Regions from separate parts of the Homo sapiens genome. Here region 2 is linked to region 1. Evidence: chromatin contacts called from ENCODE Hi-C data. All regions are on one chromosome and are shown on one strand. The core of a region is the stretch at or near the end of the contact, and the rest is flanking DNA. Distances in the headings are between cores, read along the strand shown. Region 1 has its middle 380 kb from the start of CRIM1-DT. Region 2 overlaps CRIM1 (cysteine rich transmembrane BMP regulator 1).

Evidence for each region. Hi-C counts contacts between places; a loop is a spot of excess contacts on that map. Pooled maps may share reads with other maps.
Region 2: a loop to region 1 is called in a map with no recorded cell type, with 4 times the contacts of the local background. The contact joins two enhancer-like sites. A Hi-C loop is called at or near these places in 3 of 37 single-sample maps with no recorded cell type and 6 of 50 pooled maps.

Annotation. Positions count from the first base shown.
Region 1 is chr2:35,970,300-35,976,472 of GRCh38, reverse strand. No RefSeq gene overlaps it. Among named protein-coding and RNA genes, the nearest start is that of CRIM1-DT, 380 kb to the left of the region's middle. Within about 2 kb of position 2,557, at least 3 of the 41 ENCODE cell types and tissues checked have a DNase peak (open chromatin) inside an H3K27ac peak, as active enhancers do.
Region 2 is chr2:36,528,200-36,534,372 of GRCh38, reverse strand. All of the region lies in intron 13 of CRIM1 (cysteine rich transmembrane BMP regulator 1), which reads right to left. Among named protein-coding and RNA genes, the nearest start is that of FEZ2, 67 kb to the left of the region's middle. Within about 2 kb of position 3,139, at least 3 of the 41 ENCODE cell types and tissues checked have a DNase peak (open chromatin) inside an H3K27ac peak, as active enhancers do.

The sequences.
Region 1 (6,173 bases), core at 1,308-3,807:
TTCTCTCTACTTGATGTATTTACTCTCTTACCTTCCATTCACTTCTCCTACTCTCATTTGGCCCTGCCTTTGCTACATCACCACAATCATTTGGGTCAAGAATGACCTTTATCTATAAATTAAATGCCCACATTTCAGTCCTTTTCTTGTTTGGTCATTTGGGAACATTTAACATTATAAGCTACTAACTGCTCCTTTAAGCGCTCTCTTCTCTTGTCTTCCAAAGATCTCACTCCCCTGATTTTCCTTCTGTTTCTCTGGTCTCTCATTTCAGTCTACTTTGAGAGCTCCTATTCTATTTAACTTTTAAATGTTGGTACTTCTTGGGGTTTTAGGTCCTTTTCTCTTTTTATCATGTCCTCTTTTTTTGGGTAGAGCCCATCTACTTCCATGGTTTTAAATTATAATTAATATCTATATGCAAGTGATTTCTAAATCTTCAACTCCATCAAACATTTTTCTTGTGACATTCATCTTAGCATATTTTCCTGAACATCTCTACTTGGCTATTCAATACCGCAGTCTCAACATGATCAAACATGAAGCCATCATCTTCCCATATCTGTTCTTCTTTTCTCTTAAATAATATGTCTGTTCACTCCACTGTTCAAGCCTGAAAACTGCCATTTAAACCTCCCTATATGTTCCACAGCTGTGCCTATTAATTATACCTCCTAAGTATTTATCTAATCTCTTTGTCTCTCTACAGTGCCACTGCCATTAGACAAGTGCCTGGCTTATCACTGTAGCTTCCCCATCTCCAGCCATCATGCTGACAGTGACTTTAAAAAAATGCAACTTAATCATGTCGCTCTATGGGCAAAATCCTTTGGTGGTTCTACATTTTCTCTGTGATAATGGCTGTTCTTCATGCTAAAATTATCTATCTAGCATATTGCAATCATTAATTTCATTGGCTGTTTATCCAACTAGACAGTAAATTGTTTTCTATAGAATAGAGACAAAGTATTACTAGCCAATGCATACATATGTATGTATGTATGTGTATACACACACACACACACACACACACACACACACACACACACACACATATATATATATATTCAAACCTACTATAATCCCTTAACTGTAATGGTTGCTGTATAGACAAGAATAGAATCTAGAGTATTTACCCTCTCTAATTTTACCGTCTAGCTGGGAGCAAAACAAGATGTAAGGTATATATTAAACCAAGACCATTCAGGAAGTAAACTGTGTAGCAGTGCCTGTAAGTGAAGAGATGAGAAGAAATCCAAACTAACATATTTGAAGAAATATCACCAGAGGTGGGATTGGAGTTGGGTCTTGGAAAATAAATAGTGTCTGAAAACATGAAAGAAGAATACAGTTGATTTCAAAAGTGAGGAATAATGTGTGGAAAAAAAAGAGTATTCAAATAGGAAGACAGGAAGTCAAATTGTCTGTTTCCAGATGACAAGATTGTATAATTTAGAAAACCCCATCGTCTCAGCCCAAAATCTCCTTAAGCTGATAAGCAATAAAAAATAAATAATTTTTAAAATAAATAAATTATCTTTCAAAGCAAATTTCTTACCCATAGTTAGGATAATGCTCTTGCTATATATCTCTAGAATAACCTTTAAATAACTTTAAAATAAATGATTCATTTTTGTTAGAGGCAATAAAATAAAATGAGATATTTAACATTTAATTTACAGTTCTACATGCATTTTCAGATTCTGCTTTACTGTGAGGACTGTTACTATAGTAAAATAAACCCTAATGTAAAGAATGTGATGGGGTCATGTGTGTGTGTGTGTGTGTGTGTGTGTGTGTGTATATATATATATATATATATAAAATTAAATAATCTGGTATAATCTAGAATTCATTTTTTAAAAGAGATCAGAAAAATGCTGCTTGAAACAGGTGTAAACCATGGATGATAAAGTTCTTTGTTGCCCAGGGATGTTAAATGGATTACACAGTAATGTGAAAGTGCCAATCCTATAGTTAAGGTTGAAAAAGTCATTTCCATTTAAAATTTCTATTTCTTATATGTATATATTTTAAAGTCTTGTTTGCTGAAATTTTTCATGCTTCATCTAAATTTTAGCCACATATTGTGAGGTTACAGAAAACTTCATTTGGCCAATTCTGAGGCATCTAAATGTGTCCACAAGGGATTCGGCATCAAGCCTGATGCAACTTACCTATTTATATTCATACATGTTAATGTGGGATCCCTCCCTCCCTACAATATAATTTAGCTCTTACTGTGTGCATAATTTTATATTTTGCTATTTAAAACGCATGGTCATGATCATTTTGCCATTTTATTAAATATTAAATATTATTAAATATTAAGTTTTAGATGTTTAATGATGATATTTTTATTATTTTTTATGGTTAATTACATCATTTCAGTTTTGTTTTGGTTTCTTTTTGCTATTATAATTAACTCTGTGAATAAAACACCTGTTGTAACAACGTCATTAAGTGCCTTGGAAATTCAGTGCTTAAACAATGACTGGCAGGTGTCCAGCTATGACTGCACAGGAACTTTGTCTCTGATGGGACAACACCAAGGCATGACTTCAACTCCTGAGTTTCCCTGAAGAATCAGCTGACGCTTGCCTGGAACGTTCCCTGAAATCGCACCCTTACTTGGCTTCCTCTCTTTTTCTCCTTCTACTTCCTTCACTTGTTTACCACTTTCCCATGGGAGCATTTCCTTGATAAATCACTGGCAATAAATCCCTGCCTGGGGTCTGCTTCTGGGAAAACTGCCCTAAGACATCTTTTCATAAACTTATGATTATTCTCATAAGATAATGTCTTAGAATTATTCAATCACAAGGTCTACACCTTTTTAAAGTGTTTGATAGATACTGCCTATTTGCTCTCTGGAAAAGTTGTATGAACTTAAGTTCCTGCCATCAACATACACATGCTCCTTCCATAGCACCCTCTGGAGTATTATCAATTATCATTCGAATAAATCCTTGTCTTGTTAATAAGTATATTTTATTTTCAGAATTATTTTGGGGGCTCTTTGCTGAGAAGCTTCTGAAAAGAATTTGGTCAAACTTTTCTGAGATTGTGAATGGTTACAGTATGATGCTTCTACCATTCCTGGGAACAAAAGGCTTCATCTTGTCTGGAGGTAGAGGTGGGCCCCTAGTGGCCATATATGTGCTATGTGGAGACTCTGATCCCATGTTATATCTAATGGGACTTGGAGTAGACATCTGATTAATTTGGGTCCATTGGATCCTCTTTTTGTGAATATGAAACTGAGAGTTAAAGCCAGAAAGTCTAAAAAGCCACAGAGACCAGAAAATGTAGGGAGTGGGACTATATTTATAGCAGCAACCTAAAAAGGAGATCCGCCAGTTCACATGTAACAATGGACTGGAATAGTGGGCTTAAAAATGGATTCATGCTCAAATATGAAAGTATGATAATTAAAGGAACTGGTGTGGCTGAACAGAGAGTAAAAAAGGGACTCCTCAATAAATGATACTGGGAATACTGTTGAATGGAAAGGTGAATATGAATCTCTACTTCATAACATACACAAACATCAAATTCAATTGGAACAATAACAAATAACAGAAGTAAAATTGTAAAACTTCAGAAAAGAACAAGGGAGAATAAAGGCACATCCTTGCAGTATAGAGGAATTTTTATACAAGACACAAAGAGCTCTTATGATAAGGAAAAGACTGAGAAATTTGCTTATATTCAAATGAAAAACTTCTGGTCTTCAAAAGTGACCATTGAGAGAAAGAGATAAGCCAAGCTATTTGATAAACATCATAACCAAGATATTATTAATACCCATACTATATAAAGAATGCCTATAAATTTAAAAAGGCAACATTGTAGAAAAATGGGCAATAAGTATATATAGATACTTTTTGCTAGGGGAAATATGCATGACCCACAAACATATGAAAATATGCTTAGCCTCCTTAGTAGTCAGGGAAAGGCAGATTAAGTACAATAAAATAAGATTTTCATCCACCATAGTGGCTAAAATTTATAAGTTGGATAGAACTAAATATTGATAAGTATGTTGAGCAATGGAAACTCTCATGGGCTGTGTTTCAGAGTGTATTGAAAAGAGCTCTTTGAAAACCTATTTGAAATTATCTTTTAAGTTTTAAAATTTCCATACCAAAGACTTCGAAAATTTCACTTGTAGATACACAGAGCTTACAGAAACAGGGGCACGTGTATACCTGACGATGTGTATAACACCACCCTGTGCAAAATTTTTGTAATAGCAAAAAAGTGGAAGCAGCGCAAATGTTCATCAGCAGTAAGATGGCCATACTATATTTTAGTATATTCATATGTTGATAGATCATAGAAAATGAAGCCACAGCTACATGCATCAGCACATATGAATATCAAAAATAGTGTTTAGTATAAAAGCATAGACTATACACAGTAAACATGTCAGCTGGAAATTAAAAGTAAAAGAACACATATATGTGTTCACGTATAACACACACAACTAGAAAGACAAGTAAAACAGTAATAATTAACACCAAAAATTAAGATTGCGATTAAATCAACCTAAAGAGCCTGAGCAGAATAGTCATACTGCCGGGCTGAGGAAGTAGAGGATTAAAGTTCCAGTCTGCTGAAACTGCAGGTATGGAACAGCATACCTAAGGAGAGGAGCTGAACGGTGAGGAAAATCCAGAAGTTTGTGGGAGTTCCTCATATATAATTGGCCAAGGATTGAGCTGCACATATGCAGGGCAGTATTCACAAGACCTAGAAGAGATTTCCTGCTTCAAGGCTGAGAGCTAGAAGAGGTCAACTCATATTAGAGGTCATGCAGTTTAGGAAGACATTGGAGAAAACCCTGTTCCAAGCTGCAGACAGCTAACTTCTTGTTGTATATTCACATGGTCAAGAGCAGAGCAAGAGAGCTCTCAGGCATCTCTTTAACAAAGGCATTAATCCCATTCACGAGGGCTCCACCCTCATGACTTAAATTACATGCTAAAGGCTCTGCCTCCCAATATCATCACACTTGTTGTTAGGATTTCAACATACAATTTTGAGGGGACATAAACATGCAGTCAATAACAAAAATAATAGACCAAAATACAATCATATCAATAATATTAAATGAAAATGGACTAAAAACTCCAACTGAAAGGCATAGGTTGTCAGACTAGATAAGTATCAAGAATGAGCTCTAAGCCATCAACAAGAGAGATATTTCTGTTTAAAGTAAAAATTCAGAAAGCTTTATTTATTCCGCTGTTCAGTCTCTGCTTTCAAGATATTGCCTTAAAATTAAATCATCTTTATCTACCCTTAGCTATATTAATACAACTTTTAAGTTACGCCTCTCATTCCATCCTCTTTGAACTATATTACCATGATACTCCCAAATACACACTTTTAAGTTAGTTGTCACCTTAGATGAAACATACCCAAGGGTGACTTCATCATTCTACCCATAAGACAAATTTCCCCTCTCAATTATTTTCTGTTAATAAAATTATCATTTTTGCTAATTTTCTAAGTTCAAAACCCTGAATTCAACTTATATTCCATCATCTTTTAATGACTAAATCACATTGCGTTTTTTTCAAAATGTCTCTTTTCACAGCCACAACCATTTACATTATTATTATTACCTGTGTTTCATAGAGTAGCTACGAAGTGTTTAAGCAAAGATAAGGTTATTTGTATGTGCTTATTCTGCACACATTTTAATTTTTACTCATGCTCATCTTGGCATTTTTTCTATGTTAATGGACGGAAGTCATTAAAAGAGCTCCTGATAACTGTTATTAGATTTTTACTTGATTTCCACTGAAATTCAAACTCACAGAGTTTGTAGTCACTTGGTGCTGGAACTCCCATAAAATATTTATTATGGAAAAAACATTATACCAGCATAAGAAGAAACACAAATGTATCTCCAATTCCTTTGTACTTGAAAATTACACTGTTTAAATTATAAACTTTAAGAGATAAATTTTTGTATTCTGCTTCCAAGTTAACCATATATTTTGTTTCTCTTAAAAGGTCTCTGTACTTTATTTTTAACTTCTATATTTCATCAAGTCAGTGTAACATGATTTAAACTGTCCCTCATTGTTAAATATTGGGGCTCTTTAATAATTTTTTTTCTATCACACATAATTCTGCAATGCTTATTTTCTGCATACTTT
Region 2 (6,173 bases), core at 1,890-4,389, 560 kb before region 1:
CCTTCCCTCCCTCTTTCCTTCCCTCCTCCTCCCTCCCTCCTTTTCTCCTTCTTTCCTTCCCCCTCCCTCCTTCCTTTCTCATCCCTCCTTCCTGTCCCCTCCATCCTTTCTTTCCTCCTTCCCCCTCCCTCCTTCCCCACCCTCCTTCCTTCCTTATCTTTCCCATCCTTTTCTCCCTCCTTCCTTCCCACTCCCTCCTTCCTTCCTTCCTTCTTCCCCCTTCCTGCCCTCTCCCTCATTCTTCCCTCCTTTCCCCTCCTTCCCTCCCTCCTTCCTTCCTTTCCCCTCTCTCCTTCCCACTCCCTCACCTTCCTTCCTTCTCCCTCTGTCCTTCCTTCTCTCCTTTTCACCCTCCCTCCCTCCTTTCCTTCCTTCCTTCCTTCCCCCTCTCTCCTTCCTTCCCTTTCCCTCCCACCCTCTTTCCTTCCCTCTCTCCTTCATTCCTTCTTTCCTTCCCTTCCTCTCTCCACACACGAGAATAATGATGGGAAGAACTTAGACTGAGCGTGGACCTAAAGCACCTGGCTATGATGTGTGGTGTTTTCTGAATGATACTGACCTATGTAGAATAATTTCAACTGATGTATCAAAACCACAGAAGAAATATCAAAGATCAAATGCTGAGCTACAGCATACAGGGTTTATGTAAATACTCTTTCAGTAACTGTATGAGATCACTGTCTAAAAGAATATTTATAAAATGATATTATGAGAAAGAACAACCACTCTGAATGCCTTGGAGGCAATGGGAAAACCAATAACTTTTTTCTTTTTCTCAAGAGACAGGGTCTCACTCTGTTGCCCAGGCTGGAGTGTAGTGGTGCAATCATAGCTCTTTGAACTTCTGGGCTCAAGTGATCCTCCTACTTTAACCTCCTGAGTAGTTAGGACTACTAGTATGCACCATTATGCCTGGATAATTTTTAGGGTTTTTTTTTTTTTTTTTTGTGGAGATGGGGTCTCATTGTGTTGGCCAGGCTGGTCTTGAACTCCTGGCCTCAAGCTAGCTACCTGCCTTAGTCTCCCAAAATGCTGGAATTATAGGCATGAGCCACCAACACCTTGCTCAGTATCCTCATTTCTTTTCCTAGATACACTGTCTCCTTCAATGACACATAGGGACCCATTTGCGAAAACGCCATCAGGAAGTTTTGGAAGCTACCAGGTTTAAAGGGAGATGTGGTAGCTATTCCATGCAATTCGAGGTTCTATAAATTAAAATAATAGTCACTGTAGTCTTTTGGGGGAAACAGCATAATCTAATTGAGACTACATATAAATGTATTTTAAGCACTCAGCCTGAAGAGGGATGTAGAAATAAAGACTGGGAATATCCAACGAAAAATAACCAAAACAGTTTATGTGTGGCTATCAGGGTTGTGCCATTTAACTCTAAAGGCTACGTTTATTATTCCAACTGGTTTGCTTATTCTGACAATTAAGTTTTGTTCTTTGATACCTAATAATAATCGTAACTTCCACTTACTGAATGCCCACTACATACCAGGCCCTGTGTTAAGCATGTTACCTGCATCAATGCCATTTGATCTCCATTGCCCAATGGGTCAGGGTATTGTTTCAATTCTACAGAAAAATGAGGCACAAGATTCAATCAGTTGTCCAAGATGCACAGCTAGGAAGTGGCAGGGTGAGGAGGGGAACCACAGCGGGTCTGGTTCCACAGTCCGCCAGCACCTCTGTCTGTTGTGTGCCAAGCCGGATAACCTGTGGAGGGACCACTTGCCCGGACAAGGATCAATCAGTGCCACACAAACAAGCTGTTACTTCTCACTGACTCTTGAAAATGGGGACTCGAATTTATCTTTGTCTTCAAAGATAAATTGTCCTTTACCTGACTGCATCATACCTCACACAGTGCTATCAAGGAGTGGAGATAACCAAGTGGGTTATTTAGGTAATTTAGGATTCCTGGTCCTCCTTAGGAACATCTCTGTTTAACACTTCTCTCTCCCCTCACAATCTCTCCCTCCCACTCTCTCAAAGAGGATTAGAGGAGAATGTTCCAAGGAAACCATGAGGTATGACACTAACATAATAACGTTTATTTTTAAAACAAACCAATCAGGGGTTATATATCCAAATAAACATGATCCCCTTCTAAGTAGTCCTGGTAGGCTGTAAACTCTTCCAATGGTACTGCCGCTGCTGCACAGCTTTGGAATTTTCCTCTTGCGATGGCGTCCAGGGCCAATTTTGAAACGTGCAAAGAAGATGGTTACTATTTCACAGTTACACCTTGGTTTAGATCGGCTTCGCTACTTATTTTTCTCAGCTATGGCCCCTATCTTATCCGTCAGATTCAGTTTGAAATGACTTTTGGCCTCTTTCAGAAACAAAGTCTCTGCAAGAATACAAAGATTTACTTCTGCCATCACCGTCAACTACGTCAGGGACCTGGAGCCCTTTGCTGGATGCAGCTGGTCCTTCCATGGGGCTGCTTACCTCATGGGATGCTCAGACAAACATCTTCTTTTCTTTTGGGATTCAGATATGAGCAATATTATCTTGCATCACATATGATTACAATAAAAATATACAATGTCTTTCAGCAGTAGAGTCTGGAAAATTCAGTGTGGGTTCCCTCCTGCCTATTTTCCCTCAATTCTGGTTCATATCACAAGAGGAGGAAGAAGCGGCAAGGCCTTGAAATGTTAATTCCTTTCCGGTTAACTTCTTCAACTGTTTAAACTTCATTATCTTACCTCTTTTCAAGATAAGAAAAGAAGACTTAACAGGCTGTTAAGGCTGGACTTTGTTTTTACTCCTGAGCTATTTTAATTATGCCATAAAACTAATTAACAGCTAGGGAAAATCTAGAACTGTGTTATTTTCTTCCTCTACAAAGATCCAATTTAGTATTCCAGGAGTCACTGAGATGGTGGCACAGCCCTGCTCTGAAACTGACCATGATGTAGGATATACATGAGCCTCTGGAAAAAAAAAAAAACAAAAAACCAAAAACCAAAAACGCATCTCCAGATTCTTCCTCCTCTTTCCTCTGTGGAAGGATATAAAAACCAAAATGGACTCTAACCTATGTTATAGTTGGATTTCTTGATTTCTGCCTAGGAGGCAACTTCTTACATAGATACTTCAATTTCTAAATCTGGTGGTCATGAAGTCAGAGGCTTGGTGTGGGAGTAACCTCCTGGGAGGAAGTCAGGCTGCTTTAGAAATTGCATCAGTTCTTTCAAATCTCCTGCGTACTATTTAGAGTCCTGAAAAGTAATTTACTCTGGGATCCTGGTGGCCAAGAAGCTAAATGCAGCTCTTAATCTCAGAATAAGTCTCACTGCAAAACAAGCCAACACAGTACTATAACGGGGGCATTTGTTCTTCCCACACATTGAGATCAAGGCCCCCCGAGTGTCATCCTAAGTGTTGGGGATGCAGACGTGAACAAGGCATTCAAGGCCTTGGTCCTCAGGAGACGCTCCTGCACCCAGAGGGTCTCGTCAGCTTTGTGGGAGTCCATATCCAAATGGATGAGCCCAGTGTCTGGAAAAGACGCGCAGACAGCTGGTCCTGCTAATAACATGATATTACAGTTTGGGTTCTTAAGTTTGAGGTTTGAGGGATTTACAGAAAACTTCAGTGAAGTCATTTAGGCAGGCATACAAAGGGCCCATGTATACTATGGGTAACATGAGATTTAGAAAGGGGAGCGGTAGAAAAGGCAGCCAAGTATTACCAATGACATAGCTGACCTGGGCAAGAATAGGGGAAGTACTTCTAAAAATGTTAGTTTATACCTGTAACAATGCATTACAGCACTCTCTAAGCCACAAAGGAATAAAATACCACTTTCATTTCACTTTCTAACAAGACACTGAAATCCCTGGCTTGTCATGTGCTTTTCATTCTGTATTGTCGGTCACATGCTGGGCACAAACTCCACACTTGGAGAATAAATAGAATGTGAGCACCTCCTGTTTGAGAAACTGGCTTCACTTGTTTTTTTAAAAAACATAAAGAAGAGACTTAAACACATGGAAATTGTAATGATGCAGGGATCTGAGAAAATAATGTACGGGCCACTAAGAACTCATAGACAGAAGATGATGACTGATTTTCAATGCGCTGACTCACCAGGCCTTTACAGACTGTAAAAGAATGAAAAGATGGAACTCAACTGAAGTCTTGCTCAAAACAGATGCAGGGGGCCTAGACAATTTCAATGAGGCAGAGATCTAATACACAGTCATTCTGTCAGGAAATGATTAAAGAATTCTGGTTAAAAATGCAACAAATGCTTACTGATTTAATTAAATCTTTGGGTATTTTACTTTATAACTTTTAGCTTCCAATAAAAAAAAATCTGATCTTAATCCATCTTTCTTTTAAAAAAATGAGGTACATGCTGTCATGTCGGCTGACTCCTACCTCTCCATACTGCCTCAATCTTAATTGCTGTGAAAGCAGATTTGGCCACAGTTTAAGGCTTTTCTTAGAATTCCATTTTTGTTTTATTTTATTTCATTTATTTCTTAGGGTAGGAAGTGCAAGTAATTTATAAAGGTTAAAAGAGCCTATCAGATTTCTTCAACATACTAGAAAGAAATAGGTGATTGCTCAGGCTTCCAAGTCCTAGTTCTACAAAAAGAAATCTCACCAAACTAGTAAACACAGTCACTTTTGGCTGAGAACCACTGCATGCAGAGGACACAATTTCTCAGTAATAGAGCTTACTCCTTGTGTTAAGCATTTGTTATGGGTTGATTAAGCACTTCATGGATAGTTGTTGAAGGAAACATTTTATTTTCAACTTTAAATGTGGTCTCATGTCATAGTAGGGCCTACAATCCAAGATGCATCTACAGGTACATGGACATTATTCACATAAATCATTTTGGAAATATAAAAATGTCATTTTAAAAGGCAGGCAGAAACAACTAAAGATCAAGGTGGCCCAAATAAGGAGGAAGAAATACAACTTCTTTTAGGACTTAAAAGAAGCAATCCATGTAAAAGTCGGGGTATACCATCTTGTTAAGAAAACCTTAACGTAGAAGCCATTGGACCTTCCAGATTGGCCAGTTTCTGCACCTATAGAAGATGTTTTATCTGGTCACAGTCCAAGTCCTGTTAAGAAGACTCTGCCAGCAGTCTCCAGAGGGTTCTTATCAGGTGGGCCCTCTTGTGATGGGGTCTTCCCCCATATCCTTGACCACTAGAGGGTACAAAATCAGGTTTGGCCTCCTGGACCAAAATAAGAGAAAGGCAGATACTGTTGGATCTCTCTGGAAATAGCAGTGCAGCAGCCTAACTTCCGTGCAGCAGAGCTCTTTAAATTAAGAACGTGGGGCTGGAGCGGAGCACACCTAAAGACTATGCAGCTTAGGGGTTTTTCCCAAGTTAACCAGAACAACTTGAATTTCTGTTTACACAGCCGGGGGCCTGGAAAGGATACTGAAGTGAGAAGAGAAAGCTGCTTATGGAAGCAGCAAGATCAGTTGCTTCCTAGGGCATAGGGTAAGACCCAAACAAACTGAAATCAAACACTGCTTATTTTTGTTGTGATAACTTTAGACCAGTTCCAAAGTTAGCATGGTGCACGACAACCAGAATGTTTTCATTTTTATACTCTCTAAACAATACACAGAAAATCATCCTGTTTCCCCTTCTTTCAAATCACACCTCTCATCTTTTGTTTCAATCTTTTTAGCACTAACTGTGACAACCTGGGCCTCCGTGTAGGTCCACAGTAACTGACAGCACTGAAGAATGTGCAGGAGGTATACATCTCCCTATGAGGGTGCGCCCTGATGATAAATGCCACGTACTCTGTTCCCAGGAATCACAGTGGATCATGCACAGTAAGTTCAGACTCTTCAAATGGGACTAGCCTCTCAACATAAACCAAAATAAATGAGCCCTATTTTCTCACTTCTGATAATGTCTAGAGGTATGAAAGAACAGTGTGGTTTGTGGGCAAGGCCCTGTCACAACACAGCTGAGCTACAGAAAGCACACTGTTTCTACCTGGGTTACGATGGAGTGACCAAAGTGACATGGGCTTTTTAAGATGGGAGCAGGCAGGATGAGGTACACTGCCAAAGCATTATCTAAGATATTCTCGGCCTCGAAAAGCTCATCACTGAGATGTTATATCCAGGCATTTCTCTTGTAGAAAGCCAGACGCTACATTTAAC